3 separate regions of the Mus musculus genome follow, and all the other regions are linked to region 3. Evidence: chromatin loops called from intact Hi-C (ENCODE). Cell type or tissue: heart. All regions are shown on one strand. Each heading gives the region's core, and the rest is flanking DNA. Links, peaks and the distances in the headings are about the cores only.

Region 1 (6,446 bases), core at 798-5,797, 76 kb before region 3:
AATGCCATGCAAATACTTGCATCCCAGTGTTGTTTGAAGAACAAAGGTGGGGTAGGGGTGGGGTTTGCACAGGATGGTTGACAGCTACTGTTCAGAAACTCTACACCTCAGCCTCTCACAAAGTTCATAGCCTTTTCTTAAGACTCCTGGGGATAAGAATGCTAGAAAAATAGACGGCCATGGGCACACATTATCCAGTCTTGAGAAACTTATAGCATTACTTTTGCTGTATTCTACTCTATAGATGGGAATCTTGGGGACTAGGATTTAGTGGTTGTAGGGAGCTGACCTAGCCATGCATAAGGCCTTGGGTTCAAATCTCAGCACCTCAAAAATAAATCCAACTCACACTCAAGGTAAGTAACTACTTCTAGAGCAGGAAACGAAAAGGCACCGATTATTGGGACTATCAAAAGCAGCTTTCAGATTTAGTTGTGGTCAAAATCCAAGACACCCTTGTGCCACCCTTGGGGACATTTAAAAAGAAAGCTGTCAGTATCGACCATATGACCAATTGAAGAGACTGGGTCAACAGGACAAACACCCTTTTGAAAATACAAAGTCTGATGACTGGGAGCTCACTGGTGTCACTCCCATGGTAGTTTTTGTTTGTTTCCAATTGGCAAAAACAAACAACCACAAACAAATAACCCCCACAATCTAAAATCTTGTTTTCCAAAGCAAAGCAAAGCAAAGCAGCAAGCAAAAACCTCCTTCTGTGAGTCTAGCTCCCCCTAAATTCCAGGGCCCACAAGATGAACAGGAAAGAGAGTGAGCACCTTCTGTGACTCAGTTGTACCTCCAGGCTAGCAATTCTCAACCTGTGAGTTGTGACCTTCTTTGCGGAGGTTGAACAACCCTTTTACAGGGGGTTGCCTAAGACCATCAGAAAACACAGATACTTACACTATGACTCATATCAGTAGCAAAATTACAGTTATGAAGTAGCAATGAAAGTAATTTTATGGCTGGGGGCAGGGGGGGGGGAGGTGTCCCACAACATGAAAGGGCCACAGGGTTAGGAATGGTGAGAACGACTGCTCTAGATGTGACGATTAGTGTTATTTGTCACCTTGACAGACTCTAGAGTCACCCAGGAGATAGGTCTTAAGGCATGTCTGTGAAGGACTGTCCTGATTCATGATGGTGGGCAGGACCAAGCCTTGACATGTTTAAAACAGAGAAATGAAGGAGAGCACCAACATGCTGGTGTCTGTTGCCCGTTCATTCTGTCTCCGAATATGACGTAACCAGCTCCTTTCAGTTCCTGCCACTGTGACTTTTCTGCCAGAGTGGACCTTAACCTGAACTCTGGACCAGAACAAGTCCATTCTCTCTTAAGTTGTCTTTATTTTACACAGCAACAGAAAAAGAAATTAGGACAATAAACCATGCAGATCTGAGAACCTATCTGTATACTAAACCCAGTATATAAGCCCTATTATGCCCTACGTGGCCAGTGTGATGGGAAGAGGACCCAGACCCCAGCTGAAGAGAACCAGACAAAAACAGTAGCTTTCCTTACCTTGATCTCTATAAAAATTTTGTTGCTTAGAAAAAAAATTAAATTCTCCTTGCTTAGAAGGAGAGTTCATATTTAGAAATACTGTGAACCAGAAAAAAAAAATGGTATCTTGAATCTTGGCGTTCCAAGTCTTGTTGGCTTGTGGCCAAGCTTCAGGATGCTTCTAAGAGCCATGTGGGGAATGCAAATCGGGATGTCTAACTCTCTTAAGGGCAGTCAGGAGGGCTGATGGTCTATGCTGCATGCTGTAAATCTACCACACAAAAAACCGCCCTCTTTGCACCAGCAGCAGCTCCAGACTTTGGCCTAAGCCCAGTTCCCTATTTCGTCCAAGTTGCTCTTAGCCTTAGTATTTAAGCCAAAGCTTTGTTCTATACACAGGCTGCTATTGATTGGGCCTTCTTATCTCTGTCTCCACAGATAAGGTATACATTAGCAAGACTATTCAGGGGTGGCCTTTTACAAAGGCAGAACGTCTCTTTGGTATCCAGGGTCAAGAAAGGCAGTGTTCAGGAGTGCTTGGTATCTTGAAGGTGTGTATAGAAGTGGTGTACAGAGGGGGTCCAGAAAGACACTCCCAGGCAACAAAGTTGTGAGGAAATGTGTTTTTTGTTCAGATCTGTGCCCCAGTTGGAAGTTGTATTCAGTAGATGTTTTATTTTAGGGCTGGTGTATGTGGTTGGTATGTGTGTGGTGTGTATGTGATGTGTGCATGTGTGTATGTGGTGTGTAATGTATAAAGTATGTATGGTATGTGTGTATGTGTGTGTATGGTGTAGTGTGTGTGTGTGTGTGTGTGTGTGTGTGTGTGGTGTGTGTATAGTGTGTTGTGTGTGGTATGTGGAGTGTGTGTCTGTATGTCTCTGTGTGTGCATATATATGTATATGTGTGGTATGTACAGTGTGTGTGTGGAGTATGTGTGTGTGTTTACATACACAACAACCTCTTTAGGGATTGGAAGTCTGCCTTGTACTCATTTTAACTTCTGGAGGCCAATGTGAGAAGTCTATGCTGGAAGCCTGTTAGCTTATTGTTTCCCTCCTTGCAAGGCGAGGCTGCAACGTGACTTTAGCCACGCATACCCAGCTAGAAGAGAGTGAGACAAAGTGTGTGGGAATTGCCACAATCTGCTCCCAGTCCCTGGATTTCCCTTTCCTAATGCTCTGAGCAGTGCTTTGCTTAGACAAGTCAACACTCGCTCACCAGCCACTGCACTCTCTGGCTCAGGGTACCAACGCTACTTAGTTTGAAGAAAAAAAGGCTGAAAAAAGAAAGAAAAGAAAAGAAAGCTTTCCTGGAATCTCTCATGCGTGTGAGAAACAAAAAGAAAAGAACAGAAATGTCAGAGCCCATGCTCTCGTGGTGATAGGCTCTGGAAAAGGAGACTTTAGTTTTTCTTTTCTTTATCTGGTATCACATTTTCAATTCACACCCATTATTAAGTGCGAGAAACACAATCATAGATTAGTTGAAGAAAGGGAGGAGCTAACTTTGCTAACAGAACAAATGACCTAGGCTATTTCTAGTCATCTGGTCATCGCGCTCAAATATGTTATGCCTATAAATAGAAAACAGGCAAGGGGTAAAGAAAAAAGATCCCCAAAGGAAGGAAGAGAGATGAACGAATAGAAAGGCACATAGGTCATGTCTGTGGCCACCTTCCCAGTCAAACCTTTTATCAGCTCTTCTGGCTAGAGAAATGTCTGTTAAAGGTGTGTTTACACTCACAACGTTGTTTCATAATGGGAGTTAATGATTGTTAGAGCTCTTACTGAATTTGTGGAGCATGTTTCAGCTTATTCATCACAAGTTAGTCCAGGCATAGACTGACTTGCTGTAGATTGACCTAATGTGACCAGTTGCCACAGGCCACCATGACATCTGGCTGCCAGCAGGGACATGGTGATCTTTTGGTTCAGGAATAGGCTCCTCTCCCAGCTAGTGTGTCTTGGCTTAGGGGCCTGAATGTCCTAGCTGAAAACCAGCCACAGTGCTTCGGAGACTGGGAGTCCCATTTGGAGTTGATAACTCAGTGTTGGGCAGTAAGAGTAAGTCTAATTGCAAGTCTTCTGAAGAACAGGAAAGCACAATTCATTTTGCCCTTCATTAATACAGAGAATTTATTCCAAATTTCAAGAACTCAATTCCAACTTTCAGTGTAGAATATTTGGAAGGTTCCTCCTCCTCCTCCTCTTCCTCCTCTTCCTCCTCCTCCTCCTCCTCCTCTTCCTCCTCCTCCTCTTCCTCCTCCTCCTCCTCCTCCTCTTCCTCTTCTTCTTCTTCTTCTTCTTCTTCTTCTTCTTCTTCTTCTTCTTCTTCTTCTTCTTCTTCTTCTTCTTCTTCTTCTTCTTCTTTCTCATGGTTTTCACAGAGAGGGCACTGCTCTAAAAGCATAAGAAGCGGAGGCCTGGGAGACCTGCGTCCTGCCCTGCACACTCACTTCCTGTTGTTGGAGGCTCATGCACCTGTGGGGAGGCTCCGGGCCTCCCCATAGATGCCATAAAATTATATACAAGCACTGTGCGTACACCCACGTTTCCAGGAGAGAATGAATCAGGTGTGTTAAATAGGGTGTCTAAGGATTTTCCTAAGAAAATGTCCAACAACTTGGGGAACAGCTATCATTTATTGATGTTGGAAACAAGAACTAACATTTATTGGTGTTCTGGGACTTTTGCTAGGCACTTGATAGCTCACTCATTAAACCAGGCCGGCACGGCTTAACATTCATGAAGGGAGCCGGCCTACCAGCCTGGCCTTGTTTATTTATCTTCCCAGCTGAGAATCTTTTGCTTAAAATTTATTTTTAAAATTTTTGGTTGTTATGAGGCAGAGTCTTATGTCTGGGGATCCCCCTAGCCCCTGCCTCGGCGCCATTTCTTTCCTTTTAAAGTTGCGTCACATTCAGACCCTCTTCCCTCATGGTGACTTACCAAGAAGTCTCTGCACTTCTGAGTGTCACCAGAAGCACCAGAATTCGTTGGACCCCTCAGAGAAGATGCTGCTTCCTTTTTTCCTTCTTCTAAAGCCACTGAGCTGATGTCTAAGTGGGATCTGTGCATTGCCTCACGATTTTCTTGGACAGTTTCTTGTACTTCACAGGGTCAGACATTCTAAAGTGGATCCTCACCCCCATTTTTCTCTAAGTCTCAGCAAAGGCCAGGTGGGCAAGAGAAGACATATAAGGATTCTATCCTGGGTCAGGAGAACCCTAATATTTCAATCAGTCTTAGTTTAGACTGCTAGGGTACATGAAAATTTAGTAATTTCTGATATTGCTTGTGTTTACAGTAAAGTGCACCAGGTAAGCCTGCATGAGGGATGTGACAACACTGGCCTTTAGCACACGTGCTCAAGTGCCTTTTTTTTCTCCTGTTAGCCCACGAGATCTCAGAGACACCATTCACTTCTCCAGTTCCTGGCTTCTGTGCTTGTAGACTGGATGCATGTGGGTTAAGGATCCCTCCAGGAGTAATTGTTGATGAAATTAGCTATATCCATTTGCATTTCTTCATTCGTAAATTATGAATGCTTGTATTCCTATGAGCAGATCCTTTTTCTGTTTTCAGTAGGCCATTTGGGAAAACGAGGTAACCCCTTAAAGAGGCTCTGTCCTTTTTCCTGCCCCTATGTCATTTGAGCTCAAACAATGGAATGGGTCATTTATTCAGCCTGTGAAGAAACCCTGTCATTTGAGTGGGAAATGTCTATGTTATACATTCTTAGGAGGAGGTTCTAGCTGACTTCCCCATTTCCCATAATAATAAATGCTTCTCTGTAATCCTTCTGCTTTCTTCCGAAAGTAACCTCTGCTTCTTTCAACCTTCTGAGAAGACTCAGACATGGCCAGTATGAGGCCTTTGTTGCCCAGCTGGAGCCTAAGCAAGCTGTTCTGGCAGTAGGGCATCTACCAGACATGGATGTCTATGCAGCGGGCAGGCTTTGGTGAAAAGCAGTTGGCTGCTGGCTGAATTTGCTTTCTCCACAGTCAGGCTATGGTACTGGAGACCCTATTCTGGCTACAATGGGAGGCTTTAGAGAGTATTTCGTAAGTCTGTTTATGTCTAGAGGCACAAATTTCTCCTTTAGCCCTTAATGCATTATGCCATTACGTCGTCAGTATATGCCAAGATAACTCTTCCCTCCTTCCCCCACTGCACCTCCATTGCAATGCTCTATGACCATAGAAACTTTGGTTTTTTGGTTTATTGCCATAGATAGGCCTGCATCTGGCAGATACCAGGTATTCAGTGGTTATTCCTTCAATGAAGTAAAGTTACAAAACCAGTAGTTACCTTGAGATATGAAATGCCTATGGTTTGTCCATTTCTGACATTAAACCTTGCTTCTGCTACACTATGCCAGCTTGGGACTGTGTTTGAGAATTTGGGGATGGGTGGAAGGAAAGACTAGTGCCAGTCCCCAGTGTACTGCTCCAGACACAGGATGTGGGTTTGTGCCAACCACAGCAAAAGCGGTATCTTTAGATTTTATACTAAACTATTTATATTGTAAGGCTATATGTTTTCAAAAATAGTATTTCTGTTAAAATCAGACTTCCATGCTGAGCAGACTAAATAGGTAGTTTAGGATAAAATCATTTGCTGTCAGGGTATGACCATAAAGCTATCTCAGTATGAAGAAAATGGCTGTCCAGACATTACCATATTGTGACACAGAAGCACAAGCGTTCTGTAAATATATCCTCTTTGCTGGCTTGACAGGCTGGACAAAACTTGGCTGTTCACACAGTCTTTGTACAGTTTATCAAAGTCTCGAATGGAAAATATACTCTTGAGGTTTATAAGACTTTAACAAAGAAAAATAGAAGAGTTCTCTCATCTGCAGACCCAGCACAAGTACTAGCACGGTCTGCCAAGCTCAAAGTAGAACAAGAATGTGGCTGTGGCAGCCAAGTTC
Region 2 (6,446 bases), core at 1,020-6,019, 220 kb before region 3:
CAGGGTGGACTGCATGAGAAACTGCCTCCAAACTGATACATTCTCACACATACAACTAATAGCCCCTTGGACTGACAGGTGACTTTCTGGTTTTCCTAGCTTCCCCAGGACGCTTCATCTCCTGCCTTAGCTAGCAAAGCCCTACGTCATGGAAAGGGCTTTGTGCTTTGCTTGCCCTGTGTAATGAGCCTAATAGACTGATAGGAGCTCAATCCATCTGCGTGTGTACACCTTATTCATGAGAGATTCAAAGTCAAAAGCGCACATGCAAACCTTAGCTTGGCTTGTACAGACGACTTGCCCATGGGACTATTTCCCCAGGTGACTCATTCGCTATCTCTTTATCCAATAAAACACATTTTGCAAGTCAAAAAAAATGTAAACACAATAAAAGCTGGACCAGAATTCCTCCTACTGTAACAAGTATGTGGATAATTTTCTCAAAGTAAATGCCTTTTACAACATTTCGCTGCACTACTTAGGAGACAGAGTGGCAGAGAAGAAATGTCCATCAACACAACAAACTTCAAGTTCCATGGTGGGCTCAGAAACAGTTGAAAGGAAAAGCCACTGTTTTTAAGGGTACTAGGTCTGTGGAGGTTGAGTAAACTTGAACTTAAGATTCAAAGCCTTTTGAGAGATTAGCCTGAGAGGGAAAGAGACAAGAAAAGGCTAATGAATATGAACAAACTATGGTACATGCATGTAGAAAAATGTCCCCCCAAAAACCTCACTGTTGTATACAATTAATATATACTTAATAAAAGAACAAAAGGGCAGGGGGTGCACTGATCAGGTTAGGTGTAATTAACAGTTCCAAAAGATGCATGCACACCACCCACCATCAGCAGCCAAAAATGCATATTTCTATGTGTTCAATTGCTCAGTTTTCCCAAACTAACTTCATACATTAGAAATGTACCAAACACACACACACAGCTAAAGAAAACAATAAATGGAGTCAGTGGGCAGTGAAATCCTTCTTTTTACATGACTGCAGTGCATCCCAGATGTGAAAAAGCAGAATGCTATCATAAAAATGCAAATAAAATGACAGATAACAATGTGCACATGGCAGAGTTCTGTTATGCAACTAGGAACAGGTCTTGGTGCAAGATGAAAGTTAAAAGCAAACTCCCACAACAGTCTGAGAGCCAGTTATCAGCTGCATCCAACTTTCTTCAAATCGTAAAAGCTGACAGACTGCTATGGAAAAGTGGCGTGGCCTGCAACAGGCACTTAGAGGAAGGCAGCCAGCAGTGGCGTGGCACAGAACTCCTGCCAGGCAAGGAGCTTCCCCCATTTAAACCTGCCTTTGAACCACAAGAGGCACAAGAAAAACCAGGATCATTTTCTTTGTAATAAGCAAAAAGCACATGTTTTCCAAAGTTTAAGCAACTTGTGTGCTTCAGAAAATGGTCTGCTTGAGTGCAACTGTCAAAAAAAAAATGAAAAAAAAGGGGGGGGCTCTTGGGGTGCTGGTTCCCTGCTCAGTGACAAACGATGCATGGGCGGCTCACCTGTGCAGAAGGCCCTGAAGTCCTAATGATATCTACTTTAGCAATCAATCTGCTCTGAGGCAGAAATAAACCCATCTGCCTACTACAAGCTTTCTTAGCTCATAATTTACTATCTTTCAAATGCCCAACATGGAACACAAGCTAATGAAATATTAAGAGAGGCTTGCACAAGGAGCCTAGGTCAACCAGCTTTGTGAGTAACCCTACCACCTAAAACTTGAAACTCGATCTCACTGAAATGACAATCTCATGCTACACTTAAAACCCGGAACTGCTTCATCCTTTCCTATTTCACACTGTCTGACAAAGAGGAAAAAGACAGGAAAAGAAAAGGGGGAAAATTAAGTCCTAAAATCATGAAACCCCTAAATAAAGCATAAATTCACACCAGTACAGCAATAGAGCCTGCAGCTTCTTCAAGAATTAACGGTGGAAGTGAGACCTTTCCGGTATTACTAGCGCCAGGAGCAGAATTCCCCTGAATACAGTGCCGGCACACAGCATTCAACATGTCACAGCCACTCCGCTCACACCCTTGCGTTATTGTGCGCGAAAGCTGGTTACTAAAATGCATTTCTGTACATGCGTGCCTGGTCAGAGCGTTTCTATTCTCTTTGTCTCGTGATCTGCCGGGCAGTTTCTGCCTTTGGGAAGGAAGTAGCTTGCAGACAATTCCCCCAGATATTTTAGCTCTGGCTTGCACGCGGGCCGGTTCTCCCTGGCCGGCAGCTTAGTGCTGGGCAGGTCCTTCCAGGGTCGCCCCGCGTTAGGAAAAGCTGGATTTCCGGGCGGTGCCAGGATCCCACTCATTATGCCTCCAGCAACCTGCCCAAGCCCGGCGGGCGCCAGACGCCGAGCTAGAGCCCCAGCCACCGACCGCCCCGAGGAGCACTTCCCCCACCCCGGAAGAGGAGGGAGGCAAACTTCGGAGGGCGGGGGCTGGGGGCGAGCTCCGGGGACCACCATGGCCCAGCCTGGCCGGAGACCCCGGCTGGGGCTCCGGGCCTGGAGGGTACGCCGCGCTAACGCAAAGGCAGCGATCCAGGCACTCTCCTCGCGCGCTCCCGGCTTCGGAAAGCTGCAGGGCGATCGGGGACCCTCGGAAGCGTGAGGTGACGGAGGAGGAGGGGAGCCGGTGACCGCTGGCAACTCCAGGACCGAACGCTCCGGGTAACGAGCACAGCCCGCCCGGGGTGGCACGAAGGAAATGAGAGCAGGAGGTGGCTGCGACCAAGCAAGCTGGTCACTGGCCGGAGAAGGCTTCCAAGTGGCCGAGAGATGCTGGCGACTGGGAGCTGGCAGCCTGCTCGCTTCCCCTTGAGTGGCTCGGCAGCAGAAGTGGCTGCCGGTGACAGGAAGAGCAGCGGCCGTGCGCGTTCGCACCGCTTCCCCCTCCCGGGCACACCGGGACCCGCCGCCGCCTACCTCCGGGTCGGCTCGCTTCCTTCCTCTGCCCAGCCTGGGCTTCAGCGGCCTCTGAAGCTCCCAGCTCCCAGGCTCCTGCGATCCAGCTGCGACCTGCCGTCGCTTCGCTGTCCCGGTTCCTTGGCTGCACAGCCGTCCTCACCGCTACCGCTGCCGCTGCCGCTGCCGCTGCTTCCTCCAACTCGGCTCCAGCTGCTAGCTACTCCTCTCCCTGAGCGGCGCAGCTCCAGCGCCAGGCGCCAGCCCCACCCCGGGCCCGCCCCTGCGCCCCGCCCCCAGATACACACCAATCAACGCCCGAGACCCCGCCCCCCAGCGCCCGAGCCGCGCCCTCCGCCTCTGCCAGTCTCCGGGAGGGCTACCAAGGTCTAGGAGCTACGCTCTGTGCTGCCGACCCTACCCCGCACCCCTCGCTGCCCTCGCCCCCGCCCCCGGCTCGGGGATGCCCCGGGCGACTGGACGGCGCGCGCCCTCCGCTACGGAGCGCTCTAACTCTGCGTGCTTGGGGCTGGCTCGCCTGCGGGGCGTCGCCCAGGCCCGAAGCAGGGAGTTCAAATGGGGATGGGGGTGGGGGGTGGGAAATAAGTTCAGGCCTCTCTGGAGCCCAGCCGGCTGCCTGCGAGACCCTGCCTCTTTCGAATCCACTAGAGCTTCAGGACAGTGGCTGGGTTCAGGAAGATGCAGATGCGAGGGCTCGCCAAAGCGGGGAGGCCCTGTAATTCCTGGCCTTGCCTGCCCAGCTTCCCTAGTGGTCAGAAAAACCGCGCCACCCGGCGTGGCACTCCCGGGGTGAAGGAGGGGTGAAAGGGTGAGCTGGAGCAACGAGTGCCCGCCGCCTGCAAAAGCCTGGCACGGCTGCCTCCAGGAACCAAGGCGGGATCTAGAGGAAAAGGAGTGTTCTGTGAGGAGGGCGCATACCGGGTGATCTCTGGCAGTCCTTGCAAGGCAGAGCCTATGTAGGTCATTCAGCCAGTCCACCGCCTTCTAACGCTTCTGATAGGCTGGAGAAACTCAAATGAAGTCTATGGTTTGTTAGATGTAAAAATGTAGATCCTTGGAGTAGAAACCACTATGGAAGCTGCTCAAGAAAAAAGTGATAATGGCTCAGCCTTCCCAGATAAGAAAGGATGATAGCCCCGTGTTTTGTCTTCATAAAAACGTTCAAGAACTCATGGACTTTTTAAATTTTGCTCCCAAAATATGTCTTATTTTGTAGTTCAGGAACCTGTAGCCACCCACCCTTCTTGCCCTAAAGATCCCTTTTGCAGCTATTCTGGCAACAAAATGCTTTTTCTTAACCAAGAACTTAGTCTGTTGTCAAATTCTAAATTTGGTAGTGTATTACTGTGAGTTTTGGAAGCAGAGGGAAAAAATGAAATTCACAGTTTATGTTAAACAAATGCAGTCACGTTTAAAGGTGACGCCCATTCTAAAAGAAGAGATCTCAGTACACAATTCAGGTACTAATGTTTCTGGTACTCTTGGTATCTAATAAAGACAAAAGCAGGCTGCTACCCACATCACATTTAAGAATTTGCCTACCCATTGGACACGCAAACTTTATATGCCCCAGTACAGGGGAACGCCAGGGCCAAAAAGGGGGAGTGGGTGGGTAGGGGAGTGGGGGTGGGTGGCTACGGGGGACTTTTGGTATAGCATTGGAAATGTAAATGAGCTAAATACCTAATAAAAAAATGGAAAAGAAAAGAAAAAAAAAGAATTTGCCTACACAGAAGATGGCCTAGTTGGCCATCACTGGGAAGAGAGGCCCTTTGGTATTGCAAACTTTATATGCCCCAGTACAGGGGAATGCCAGGGCCAAGAAGCAGAGTGGGTGGGTAGGGGAGCAGGGCGGGGGGAGGATATAGGGAACTTTCAGGATAGCATTTGAAATTTATATAAAGAAAATATCTAATAAAAAATAAAATAAAGAATTTGCCTACCATTCAGGATGTGGTGACAAGTCTGTAATCCCAGCACTTTGAAGCTGAAGCCATAGTCTCGAGTTCAAACCAGCCTAGTCTTTATAGAATCTCTCTGAATATAGATTATGTTAATTTGTGTAGGGAGATCCATCTTAATTATGAGTAGAATCACACCTAGGGCAGGAAATTCTGTACTGTACGAATGGAGACAAAAAATGAGGGCTATGCATGCATGCATTACTGGTTGCTCTTATCTGATTGAGGGCATAAGGTGGCCAGCTATTCAAGTTCCTATGGCCTTAACTTACCCACCATGATAGACTACTCTGAACTGTGAGTTAAATGCTTTCTCCTGTAAGTTGCTTCAGTCGGAGTATTTAATAGTGGCAATTAGAAACCAAGGTACAGGGGTACATTCTTCCGTAGTCTGTGAAAGGAAGAGCCTCCTGGTGGATGGCCGTGGTGTGTTTCCTGCGGTAGAAGCCCTTAAATCTAATCCAAACTAAGACAACTCAAGTAATAAAACATTCACAGATGTTTTCTTTAGTTTTCCTCTCCTCGAAGAAAATACAAACTTTGCTAGCTCTCTCCTCCCTTTGGGCTCACTAGAGTCTTGGAAAGAGGCTCCAGCATAGGATTCTATTCAGCCGTAAAAAAGCATCTAATTCCCAACTGCACTTCCTCTTAATAGAAAAGTCTTCAGCAATTGATTATGCACTTACACGTTCTTTGACTTATTTTCATTATAACTGAACACAACACACAGCTTATGTCCAAAGAGGGTCACATGAAAGAAAAATAATTTTTCCATACCCGGGCACCAAATAATCTATTTCATTGATATTAAATTGATACCTTCCCACACATTTTATTTCCATTTCCCATAGATTTTATGAATTAAAAGCAATAACAAAACAATATGACTATTCATACTTGGAGTATGAGCCTGTGTGCATATGTATACATATTCACATGTGTATGCATGTGTGTGCCTGTGTATACTTAACAGTGGAGTCTTCCTCATTCTCCACCTTATGGATTGAGGCAGGGTCTCCCACTTGAACCTGAAGCACCCATCAGATACTACAGCTAGCCAATTTGCACCAAAGATTTTCTGCCTCTGCACATTGTACATTGGGATTTACAGTCAAGCCCCTATGCCCACCCACATTTACTTGAGCACTAGGGCTCTGAAGTCAGGTACTTACCCTTGCATGACAAGTTCTTAGCCTTATACTTGTGTTTTCTAGTAACCTCTTGAGTAAAACCTTATCTGGGAACACAAACTGTAACTGTAATAAAGCAAGAAGCTGATATGATAAGGCAAAGGGGCCCCTGTGCCACAAGCTTTCTCTTCATTTCTACAAAAACCCCAGATGGGCAGGACTGTGAACATCTCCTTGGAGTTTCCTGGAAATGCAAATTATCTGTCTTCTCTAAACCAAAAATGTCAGATTGGAGTGGAAAGAAAAAAAAAAGCTGTTTTAGGAAACTCTCCAAACCATTTGTTGCATGCTGGGAGTTGAGAATGATTATCCTGGGCCTTCTGGGACATACTGGAACCCACCCCAATAAA
Region 3 (6,446 bases), core at 417-5,416:
AGACTCCACCCTACACAGTAATTTCAGCTTGAGGAGGAAGCCCTGGGTTTGTGAAGCCCTGAGCAAATGTTGACATGGGTGCAGCCGTGTTAATAATTCCAAAACCTCAGACCCATAGGAAAGGGTCAAAGCCTTCTCTATTCCTAGGCTCAGAGATGTGATGAAGCTTTTGGTCTGAGAGAAAATGCTGACACCAAGTGCAGAGAATATTCACTATAGCGTTCTCCAGATATTTTTACAGACTAAAGACTGCCTTTACTGTGATTAGCTAAACCTGCCCCACTGATGCAGCCCTGTACCATAAACTTCACCTCCTTGTCTATCTGCATGCAATAACCTTATGCCTCTATGCAACTATATATAACAAAGACAACCAGCTTGCAGGGCTCTGCTGTCTTTGTCAGGAAGTCCAGGCCTGACTTCAGCTATTTCCTTGTGTCTCTGTCTTTACTTCATTCCCTTGCATCCCTCAGGCAGGGCTAAGTTCCTGGAGCCATGGAAGGACCTGGCAGTGACAGCACTGTGTTTTAATTTCATGGCTGTGGAGAAGGGCAGGGTCACTGGTTATGGTTTTGCTAGTCTCTTCCTCCAGTCTCTGCTGAGCTCTGTTAAGTCTCATGCAAAGGAGTTCAGCGTGTCAAAGTGGAACTTTATGGACTCCAGGTACTGTGGTAACTACTGTGCACACATCAGCAGGGTTCTCTTTGCATTTCTTGAGTGGCTGATGTCTATACAGCAAGGAAGAACCCAACAACTAAGTAATTTGTGTAAGATTTTAAAGTTAGTCGGTATCCTAATGGACAAATCCACACACCTGACCCATTTATTCTTGAGGTGTGCTTAGTGTTGGGTGTCTTTGAAGCTGCTCCGACTCGCAGACTTTGGCTGCTTATGTATTTTAATGTGTCTACCCCAAACACAGCTCTTCCCTTCTGGGGTTATATGTAGATCCTGAGTAAATTGGTGTAATATTAATCAACATGCCAGACTGTGCCATCTGAGGTACTTCTGAGACATGGTAAGAGTGCCCAAGTCTTAAGAACTTAATTGTGTATGTTGCCATCAAGGCTTAGAAGGCTTAGAAGCTCAGAGAGCCTCTAAGCAGCCTTATTCTTACTTAGGTCTAGATGCCACATAGTTTGGTCATTTGCTGTATCCTCTATAAATTTTGTTCACCAAACTTCTCCCAGAAGCTTTTGTTAGAGAGTGGTAGAAATGCTGTGATTTGTTTCTTGATTCATTCCCCATTAATATCTTTGTCTCTTTTTTTCCCACAAGTAAAAGCTTGGTGGGATAACATTGAACCCTTACTCTGGCTATCACTTTTCTCAGATATGTATGGTCTGCATAAATCAAACAACTTTGGACTCATTCCTTCTTCCACAAAATGGTTCTAGCACTGTGATGATGTAGGTTCCACACTACTCCATTGATCAATTTTTCTTATCACATGATCTCTGATGAGATGAGGTTGGCAGAGGAACAGTGAGCAAAGAATGACAGATAACTTTTCTATGCAAAGCATACAATAATTTCCCTTAACTTAAAACAAAGCAGAACATTTCTTTTATAACTTTATTGCACTTGTTTACTCATTGGAGGGGGGGGGGTTGTGTATGCATATGACCTGGTCCATGTTATGGGGTCAGAGGACAACTTGCAGGAGTTAGTTCTCTCCTGTGGGTATTAGGAGTCGAACACAGGTCATCAGACTTGATAGCAAGCATGTTTACCTACTGAGCCATCTTACTAGCCTATGCTTAACTTTTCCCCCTCCCTCCCTCCCTCCCTCCCTCCCTCCCTCCCTCCCTCCCTTCCTTCCTTCCTTCCTTCCTTCTCCTTTTCTTTTCCTCTTATTGGAGACAGGATCTCTCTACATTGCCTTGGTTATCTTGGAATTCACTATGGAGATCAGGCTGGCCTCAGAGATCCACCTGCCTCTGCCTCCTGAGTGCCGAAATTAAAGGCATGTGCCATGCCCCAAGCTCCCTATTCTTAACTTCTTTAATTAAAACTTGATTCAATCTAAACAGAGGCAAAAAGGAAAAATGTTTTCGACATGAGTTATTGACTCCTGAGAGTATCTAGGTCACAGATAATATAGGCACATTCTGAAAAAGTTTCCGTGATAATTTTTTCAAGTCTGCACATGTAATTGAACTTTGAGTCCAGAACATTCTACAATTCTATGGGAAATCTACGTGAGGCCTTTGGCAGGAAGGAGGCATGCTGCGATGTGTGGTGCCAATTGTGTCATACCATGTGACACCTGTACCTTAAGTTTATCACCTCAGTGGCATACTTGGCAGTAAGTAATATGGCTTTTCAGAAGTGAACAGGACAAGCCATAGGCATCGGGCAATCAAGTGTTTGCTTTGTAGCTCAATTTTTGTCAACAATTTTTGAATGTTGCATTTGCCACTGGAAGATTTGTGGAGGGGGGAACCTCTTTGGCTTTACAACTCTAAAAATATCACCAGTGATAACAACAGATTTTAGACACGTCATGCTCATAGGTACTAAATGTTCTTTGAGTAATTGACGTGTGTTAATTTAGTTAACTCTCATGTCATGGGCCAAATGGTCAATGAAAGATGGAGGAGGGAACTAAAGGTGCATCTATATGACTCCATTTAGGACATGGACTCAAAGGCTCATCACATGCCTTGTTCCAGAGGCATGCCTGCTAATCTGTGGCATGTCAGAGCCTGAACACCATGGTGCACAGTGCTATCACTTTCCTAAAAGGAATCTTCCCTCATGCCCATGCCTTTGAGTGCTACAAATCTCCCTCCAGCCAACTGAGTAGGCTTCTAGCCACCAGAGAGCAAGACAACTCCTGTGGACAGGCTGGCAGAAGGACAAGGCATGGTTAGACACTGAAAATCTGTGTGTGATCTGAGATTGCCACATAGTCACAAATGGAATCTGCACAATGTGGACTTCTTCACGTTCCTTCCTGGTAGCATGTGGTGACATCTGACCAAGCAGAGGTCTTCAATAAATGTTGATGAATGTGATAAAGGCTTACATAATGACATGCCATATAAAATGTTCCTGTAATAATGAGAGACATAATATAAATAATATATTGGATATAGTGTTTGGTGTGAGAAATTTACAGTTTCATAGCTTGTAAAATATTAGGGCTAGGAAGAAGATCAGAGGCACAGAGATTTTCAGCTCCCTCATTTTTATGCTAATAAAATAGATTCTAAATGATATAGGGACTTCCCCAAAGATCTCTCTCTCTCTCTCTCCCACACACATATGTGTATATACATATATATACACATATGTGTATATATATATATATATACATACACACACACACACACACACACACACACACACATATATATTTGTTCAGTAAGAATGCTTAGATTTAAAACATTATATATATTGGCAAGGGTAGTGCTTGTTTTTAGAAAGATCTTTCTTTTGGAAATGGGAGCAAATATCTGATTTGTGGTCCACTGGCTCAGGTCTTCTACACATCTGATGAGACATCAAGAAAAGGGAACTATCTTGGCCTATTGTCACTCCCACAGTAAAGTCATGTGTACTATATGTGGAAGAAAGAAGTATCAATTTCATAGTCCTTGGTGCTGTCCCTAAGAATGCTTATTGACTACATAGTAAGAGTGTATCCAAATACTCTGAGGTAACGCCCTTATTTGTAAAATATTTTGGGCATCCCTTTTCAAAAAAAAAAAACTCATGCATGAACATTTTATAGTGGACTACTCTGTAATGTGCATGTCAAAAATAAATGAATTAGGAAATAGGCTGACATAAAAATGGAATATATGAGCACATGGGTGTCTTAGATACTTTCCTATTGGTGTGAAGAGACACAATAACTGAGGCAATTCATAGAAAACATTTAACTGGGGGCTTGCTTACAGAACTAGGGGCAGATCCTTGACCGTCAATGGCAGAGAGCTTGGCAACAAGGCTGCTAGGCAGGCATGGTGCTGGAGCAGTAGCTAAGAGCTCGCATCCTCATCCACAAACAGCAGGTAGAGAGTGGAAGACTGGCCTGGCATAGGCTTTTGAAACCTCTTCAAGCAAGACCATACTTCCTAATCCTTCCTAAGCAGTTCCACCAACTGGGAACCAAAGATTTCAATATATGAGCTTATGGGGGACCACTCATATTCAAACCACTACAGTGAACTTTATCTTCTAGATCATTACTTTTGTGCATATTTAATGGAAGAAAAGATAGAAAAAAGTGAGAAGGAAATATTAATTTCAGCAATTACTCTATGAATTTCATGAGCTGAGGATGGTAGCCTATTTAGGTGTGGTGGAGCCATTACCCATCCTTGGTATCAGTGAATGTCATTCAGATGTCACACGAGCATCCCTTAGTATAGATCAAGAACTATCTTTTTATTTGAAATTACTCATGTGCTCATCATGTCGTCCAATCATCTCCCATAAAGATCAGATAACATTCCTCATGGTTTTGTTTTCTATTGCTATACCTGGTTTTTAGAATCAAGAATTGAGTGACAGAGTGGGAAGCCATGATCATAGGGCATTGTTCTTGTTCATCTGCCTAGTCTGTCTCCAGTGCGGTATATACGAGGTGCTCAGTTGTGTGTGGTGAATATCACGACATGTTCTGTGTGATTTCTCCTCTGTTCTCATGAAGCACTCACATTCAGTTTGTGTTTTAGGTCTTCTTATTGGATTCTAAAGCTAGACCTGGCTTATTTCATCTGCTTGCCCCAGATTCCCTTCCTTCCCTCCTTTTTTCTACTCTTTCTATACACACAATGCACATATACATACATACATACATACATACATACATACATACATACAATCAGACACAAACACACACACACACACACACACACACACACACACACACACACACACACACACTGCAACTCTTCTATGACTCTTTGAGAGCTTCCTCTTCCCATGAAGTGCACTGCTTCCATCCTTACCCTCTCCTTCTCAGCATCCTTCGTGTGCAACAGCACAAAGCCCAAGCTCAGGGTTTCCTGCACTTGCTCCCTGGTTGTTCTCGTAGCTAAGCAGAGCCTGTGTGACACAGTGGAATGCACGGTAGTCTGGGAGTCAGGAGACTCAGCCGTTTAATACCAGTCCTTCTGTAAGCGAACTATTTCACTCAACCAATCATGTCTCTTTCATCAGGATTTTCTTCTTTCATTAAATACTAGGGCTGTAGCTTAAACTTTCTACATTTTCTTCTCATTTACAAGGCTGTGGTATATGTTTGTTTTTCTCCTTTCCCCAGAGTAGAGGTCATACCTTCCTTTTATAATAATATCCATGTATTTGACCCATGACCCATAAAAGTGCTTCATTATCATGTAACATGCTCTTGTGGTTCTCAGTTTCTAGCAAGGACTTTTATAGTCAGTGCTGCAGAGTTGCCGGGAAGAGTGGTGCCATTGAGCATTTGAGTAGAGGCTGTCTCCCTGTGTACCCCGCCTGCCTAGCCTTGGGTCAGCTATTTCCCACACCACTAGCTTATTGATGTCAACTCTGGGGTCTCAGCGTCTGCCTTGTGCAGCAGTCATTTGGAGGTGATAATTATTCCATTTCAGCTCCCCTCAAACAGTACGATTTCCCAGGTTTTCAAAGCTTTGCTTGCCCACATCTCTCCCAGGGTACCTGCCACTTAGCCACCAGAAGTTCCACCACCATGAAGACTGTGCGTCACCTGAGGAGGTCATGAGACCTGCCTAGAGATACGAGCACTGTTCCAGCCAGTGTTTTTTTGGGGGAGGTTCCAAATTGACAGGACATTTAAGGAAGCAATTGAGAACCAGGCAAGGGTCCAGGAGGACGGGACAGGGACAAAACACAGCTGCTCATTTAGTCCTTGGGCAGTAAAGACTGAAACATGCTGTTCCTGTTCCAGCAGCTAAAAGGAAGGTGACAAGTAACTTGAGAACAGGGAACTTAATTATCAGCAAAGCTTCCTGGGACACATAGGATGTTCTTAGCACTGATTCTACAGCTTTACGCTTGCAGCCCCGCTCCACTGTGTCTCACCAGAAGAAAACGAGGAAAAGCAGGATTTTTGTTCTTCCATAACACTTACTCTTGCTTCTAGGTTGGCTCAGTGTAAGATAAAAGCACAGAACTGGATATTAAATGCAAAGCGTCCCCAAGAATGTGGTACTTTCTGTATTTTCTGTAAAATGTAACTGTTTCTCAAAGAAGTTTATCTCTTCCACTGAGGGATTGATCCATGTGAACATTCCTTACCACCTCCCCTCTCTACACCTGTCATAGGTCAGGCTGTCTCCTAAGTGCTAGGGACAGCAAGATAAAAGGGTCATAGTCACAACCTTGCAGGCTAGGCTCAGCTACATATACTTCCCTCAAAGTAACTATCGCAGGTTGAACTTCTTTTATTTGTGTAGCTAACTCTGCTCTGTTTCTACCATGCAAAT

The links. Hi-C counts contacts between places; a loop is a spot of excess contacts. Peaks named below come from ENCODE experiments on the same cell type or tissue, not always from the same donor. Only the 100,000 strongest peaks of a DNase experiment are listed, where the experiment ranks them.
Region 1: a loop joins it to region 3, with 2.9 times the contacts of the local background. A loop is called at or near these places in 2 of 42 quality-filtered maps.
Region 2: it touches region 3 in a loop (2.4-fold over the local background); 5 of 42 quality-filtered maps call a loop at or near these places.

The regions. Positions count from the first base shown.
Region 1 is chr13:101,913,079-101,919,524 of GRCm38, forward strand. No RefSeq gene overlaps it. Among named protein-coding and RNA genes, the nearest start is that of Gm41044, 98 kb to the right of the region's middle. In heart, for the core only: a CTCF peak has its summit at 3,434; a DNase peak (open chromatin) is centred at 3,433; H3K27ac peaks cover 1,115 bases.
Region 2 is chr13:101,765,032-101,771,477 of GRCm38, forward strand. Pik3r1 (phosphoinositide-3-kinase regulatory subunit 1) reads right to left here and starts at 3,186. Exons shown (of 16, transcript NM_001077495.2): 1 at 2,946-3,186. In heart, for the core only: a CTCF peak has its summit at 3,667; DNase peaks (open chromatin) are centred at 1,260, 2,380, 3,270 and 3,830; H3K4me3 peaks cover 3,190 bases; H3K27ac peaks cover 2,908 bases.
Region 3 is chr13:101,989,170-101,995,615 of GRCm38, forward strand. No RefSeq gene overlaps it. Among named protein-coding and RNA genes, the nearest start is that of Gm41044, 22 kb to the right of the region's middle. In heart, for the core only: a CTCF peak has its summit at 2,827; a DNase peak (open chromatin) is centred at 2,792.